Regions from separate parts of the Homo sapiens genome. Here region 2 is linked to region 1. Evidence: chromatin loops called from intact Hi-C (ENCODE). Cell type or tissue: GM12878. All regions are shown on one strand. Each heading gives the region's core, and the rest is flanking DNA. Links, peaks and the distances in the headings are about the cores only.

Region 1 (2,920 bases), core at 249-2,748:
AGGTGCAAGCCACTGCACCTGGCCCCTGAACATCTCATATTCCACAAGAAGGTCTATTTCAGGACTTGGTAGACAGGACTGCATACCCCTAAGCCACTGGTGTGCTGGAAAATGTTTAATTACCAGCTCTTGAGAGGATGGAGATCTCCCCTCTTGTGGTATTTGCTAATTTCCCACCACAGCCAATGTCAAGCTGCCAACATGACCTCACTGAAAGTGGACCAGAGGAGGGGAATGCCATTGGCTGTGGTGAGCTGGGAGGAGCAATTCTGGTACCATGGCCACCAGCAGTCCCAGTGCTCTACAGCCAAGCCCTGAGATCTTTGCACCTGATAGTCTTACGCCTGATCACGTTACTTATTTATTTTATTTTGTTTTTTCTTTTGTCAGACCTGGTCAACAGGAAGTAATTGCCTGAGCTCTTTAAAGCAACTGAGCTGAATGTCAGGAAACTGGAGTCCTAATCCAGGCCCTTTTTTGACTGACTGAGTTGGGATAAGACTTTCTACCTCGAGGATCATCAGGTGCAAAATGAAAAGGTTTGAAAAAATTAGGAGTTTATGGGGTTGGTATCTTGGCCTCCAAATCTCTGAGAGTGGTTGGAGGACAATTAAAGTAGGACTCCTGACCCGTCTTCCACCAAAGGTGCTTTGCTTGTGTATACTTTATATACAACTCCAGATCAGGTTTACCTGGAAGGTGAAAGAAACAGGTTCCACTGATTATTAAACGAAGGAATGAGTGCTGAGGCCCCGTCAGCTGAAATGTTTTCTATTCCTCCATGATTCCAGAACAAAACTCTCAGCCCCACCCATACACTTTAAGAAGGAAGCACAGAAGGGGTGGTTGTGGGAAGGAGAGCTGGCAGGGTGACCAACCCCAAAGAACAAGGCAAGGGAGCCAGACAGGCCAGGAGCACTGGACGGGCCCCTGGGATGCTGCACAATTCCTAGCATGCTTCTTCTAGAAGACTCCTCCAACAATCTCTGTGAAAAGAGAAATATTTTTACCTGCCCTTGGATGGCATTTAGGTCTGGGGTAGAAGGTGGCAGCTGTTTAACAGCCCATGGTAACACTGCACAGCAATTAGGGCAGGAAGTGAAGAAGGCTGTATCACACAGAAACTGCCAAGGTGGAATTGAGGTCAAGAGATTGCAGTTCCTCCAAAGTGAATTCACCCTTCTTCCCACCTGGATGGCCTCTGCCAGTGACTGGGGGATCTAGGGGAGCAAGAGGTGGTTTTCTAAAGAAGAGGGTCCTTCATAAAGGTGTGATACAGCATAGGTACTCGTGGGCAAGGGCAGGGCTTTTGAGAATGCCAGTGCAGAGACCACTCCACTGCTCTTAGGAATCGTGTGTCTAGTGACAATGTGGAGGGGAGGTTGAAGGGGAATCACTGGGCTGGGGAGACCAAGTGGCAGATAAGAGGTGTTGCCTAAGTGACAGACCATACACCTGTCAATCAAGAACAGTGACAGGATGGACTTTGTTCTCAGGGGCCAGGTGTTTCATTAGGGAGTACAATTTCATGCTCATACTTCTCTTTTTGACATTTCCGGCCTCTCCATAGTCCCTGTGGGTTGGATCTGTGCTTGGCAGTTCCTCTGATTGAGGGAAAGACAACCTTTTCTTGTGTGCTGTATTTATACTCAGGCATGAAATAAGACCGAGCAAACGTCATCCCAGAAACCTCAGGCCACTTGAGAGAATTTCGATCTGTAAGTGTAAAAGTAGCACAATGTCTGCCTCTCTCTTCACACTTGGGCAGAGGGGTTTGAGGAGATGATGATGATATTCTAGAGCAGTCAAAGAATTTTAGGGCTAGAAAGGGCCTTGGAGATGGATTTTAGGTCAAAAAGCTTAAAAGACTTATGTTGGCTCTACTTTTTTATTTTTTTTCTTGAGACAGAGTCTTGCTCTTGTTGCCCAGGTTGGAGTGCAGTGGCACAATCTCGGCTCACTGCAACCTCCATCTCCCGGGTTAAAGCAATTCTCATGACTCAGCCTCCCAAGTAGCTGGGATTACAGGCACGTGCCACCACTCCCAGCTAATTTTTTTATATTTAGTAGAGATGGGGTTTCACCACGTTGGCCAGGCTGGTCTTGAACTCCTGACCTCAGGTGATCCACTCACCTCAGCCTCCCAAAGTGCTGGGATTACAGACGTGAGCCATTGTGGCCAGCTGGCTCTACTTTTAACGTATCCAGAATCCAATCGCTTTTCCCCACCTGCAGCTATCCTTCTGATCCAAACTTCCAGCATTTCTTCCTGGAATATTGTGATCACCTACTACCTGCTTCAACCCTTGCTTCTCTCTGCTTCAATCCTGTGCCCCTTAGTATATTCTCAGCACAGTAGTGAAAATAATCCTCTTAAGATGTGCATTGGATAATGTCACACTTCCACTCAAATCCTTGCCTTGGTACCCCATTACTCTTGAGAAAAAAACTCAAGTCCTCAAAATAGCCTACCAGGCCCTACAAGACTCACCCTGTATTGCCTCTCTGACCTTATCTCCCATTACTCTCCCAGGTACTCCAATAGCTGACCACACTGCTCCAGCCACACTGGCCTCCTTGTTGTTCCTAGGATGTGCTCCTATTTTAGTCCTTTGCCCTCCCCTGGCACACTCTTCCTACAGACATATGCTCAGTTCACAGTCTCCTCTTCTTCAAGCCTGCTCATGTCTCACCTTCTCCCCCAGGCCCCACCTTGACCATGCTATTTACATATCAGCCTGCAAGTTGGTACCTGTTCCCCACTCCAAATCTGGGACTTCTGCTCCCCACCCCTCCATGCTGCTCTACTTTTTTTCCCCATAGGACTTAGCACCTCCGAACACAGCAGACAATTTTCATATTTATTGTGTTGATTAATATTTGCCCTTGCCTGCTAGGATATAAACTCAACAAGGGCAGA
Region 2 (2,920 bases), core at 104-2,603, 59 kb before region 1:
AGCAACTGTAACAAATGGGCTTGTTATTTACTAACATAGGAAAGACTTTAGGTTGAGCAGGTTTGAAGGAGTTAGAAGCATATCAGGAACTCCCATTTGTGTATGTTCAGTTAGAGAGGACTAATAGACATTCAAAGGCAGATAACTCAGCAGGCAGATGGATTTCTGAATCTAGAGTTCTGGAGAGAAATCTAGCTGGAGATAGAAATTTAGGAGTTCTCAGGGTCTAAGATTTTATTAAACCTGTGAAACTGAATAAAATCTCCAAGGAAGTGAGCACAGAACAAGAAGAGGTTCAATGGCTAAGCCCTGGGCCACTCCTTGTTCAGAAGTTTGGGAGAGGAGAAGGCACTAGCACAGGAGAATGAGAAATAGCCAGGGAGATAGGAGAAAATCTTCAGCATCCTTTCTGGAAAATCTGACCAAAATTTGCACCTCCTCTTCAACTGTTGGTTTATATTTCCTTAAAGGAGGCAGATTAGAGAGAGGTATCTTTAGAGGGAGAATCATGCCCCTTCTCTATGCTGTATAGTGCTTAGTGTCCAAGAGCTCTTCAGTTACATTCAATTAATGTGTTAATTTACAGCTGAATCACAAAATAATAGAGTATAAGGGACCCAATAAATCATCTGTATTTGTGATTTCCGAACTGAATTCTTTGGAGCAAGTCAAAGGACTTATTTTCTATCTGCATTGGGAAACCTATAAAGCTGTGACCTTCCTTTCCTAGAAGAGCTAATAAAAGCAACAGCATCCAGGCAGTCAAAGATACAGGCCTCACCCCTTCCTTCTAAGAAACGGTTGTGATTTTCATCAGACCTCAAACCTTTCAGAAAGTTCCAGGGGCTTGGATCTAGTCAAGAATATCTACAGGGCAGAGGGGCCAAGGGAGAAACACACTGTACTCGAGAATTTGGCCTCATTTCAGGCTGATGTGAGAAGGGAAAATACCATCTGCCACATTCCTTCCTCTTAATACCAACTAAAAGCCTAGAATCCTAGGCAGGATGGTAGCCATCATCTAGTTTAATCACCTCCTAAGAAGATGAGGAACTTGAGCCTAGAAAGGCCCTATATCTTATTCAAAATCACATATCAAGTGTGCTCCATCCGAGATTAAAAAACCAGGTCTCAACTTAAAATTTTCTGCTCAGATTCAGAATCAATTAAACTCCACTAGCATTTACTATATGCCTGGAAACATGCCAGGTGCTTTTACATGTTATTCTCTATCCTCACCACAATCTGCACCTGTAAGACTGATATGATTATCTCTCTATTACAGATGAAAGCATTGATGCTGAGACAAGAAAGTGATGGGAAAATCCCATGTCTGTTTGATTTCATGTCTAGTGCTTATTCCAGCACACCTGCTACCTTCCTCACCAGGACTCATTTCACAAGCTCATGCACTCTCACAGTGCAAGCAACTAACAAATACCCTGCCATCCCACCAATAGATTAGGCCTCTCCAGCCTGGTACGTCAGTGAATGACTTACCTTGAAGACAGAGTGTGGACTTCATAAACAAACTGCCTAGGTTTGAATCATGACCTTGCCACTTATTAGCTGTGCAACTTTGGCTCATCCCTGAACCCCAGTTTCTTTATTCGTAACTAGGAATGATATACTTACCCGCAGGGAGTTAGGATTAAGTAATATAATACATGTACTAATAAATCATTTAGCACAGGTCTGACATGTACAGTATATGTTCAATAAATGTTAAATGTAATAGAAAACGGCTGATTCTTTTAAACCCTGTAGCTGTTTTGGAACACACTGTTCAGTGCTTCAAAATCCTTTCTTGGAAAATGTCTAGGTGGAGAACCCAATACCAAAACCCAGATGTGACAAGGCTTAGGAGTTTCAACCACTCTTTGTACCAGCAGGGTTCAATCAGGAAAGCAGAACCAAAAATAATACAGAATAATGGATTTATTATAGGAATTAGATCTTATACAATTGATATGAGGCCAAAGGTATATAGTGAGAGTAAGTCCTAAAAAATCTTTTGAAATCTCAATGAAAAATATTTTTATATATACTTATGGTATAAGAAGAACCAATCAGAGTAAAATTTGGACTGTCTCTGGGAAAGAGGAGTCTCAAACTGGAGAACAAAAAAATTCGGCTCCTTGTGACATGGTTTGAATCCTGGATCAAGTCTTACCTGGTCTGTTTACTTACATAAGACAACAAATTCTCTTTTTTTGATTTAAAAAAAAAGAAAAATATTTTTATATATAAAATAGATACACATAGATATATGTGTATATCTATATATAAAATGTATGTGTATGTGTGTGTATATATGTGTATATATATATGTATATATGTGTATATATATACATATATATATATGTGTATATATATATGTATATATATACAGAGACACTGGAAGAAAACTTACCAAAATCTTTATAGTGGACATCTCTGATTGATGGGATAATGGAGAGGTTTTATTTTCATTTTCATTTACTTGCTTTCTAATTTTGTACACTAAACAAGTATTCAGGCCGGGTGCAATGGCTCATGCCTGTAATCCCAAAACTTTGGGGACCTAGGCGGGTGAATCGCCTTAGGTCAGGAGTTCAAGACCAGCCTGGCCAACATGGTGAAATCCTATCTCTACTAAAAATACAAAAATTAGCCAAGTGTGGTGTCGCACACCTGTAATCCCGGCTACTCAGGAGGCTGAGGCAGGAGAATTGCTTGAACCCAGGAGATGGAGGTTGCAGTGAGCCAAGATAGTGCCACTGCACTCCAGCCTGGGTGACAAGAGTGAAACTCTGTCTCAAATAAATAAATAAATAAATATAAAAGAAGACAAATATTCAAACTAGAAATTATTTGTTAATACTTATTGTTAATTTACTTCTTAATCTGCCTTGCATTTTTTTTTTCTCTGTAGAAAACT

Evidence for each region. Hi-C counts contacts between places; a loop is a spot of excess contacts. Peaks named below come from ENCODE experiments on the same cell type or tissue, not always from the same donor. Only the 100,000 strongest peaks of a DNase experiment are listed, where the experiment ranks them.
Region 2: a loop joins it to region 1, with 2.6 times the contacts of the local background. A loop is called at or near these places in 4 of 110 quality-filtered maps.

Annotation. Positions count from the first base shown.
Region 1 is chr3:187,827,679-187,830,598 of GRCh38, forward strand. No RefSeq gene overlaps it. Among named protein-coding and RNA genes, the nearest start is that of BCL6, 84 kb to the left of the region's middle. In GM12878, for the core only: no CTCF peak of the experiment used is centred there; a DNase peak (open chromatin) is centred at 1,543.
Region 2 is chr3:187,769,093-187,772,012 of GRCh38, forward strand. No RefSeq gene overlaps it. Among named protein-coding and RNA genes, the nearest start is that of BCL6, 25 kb to the left of the region's middle. In GM12878, for the core only: no CTCF peak of the experiment used is centred there; a DNase peak (open chromatin) is centred at 1,329; H3K27ac peaks cover 1,083 bases.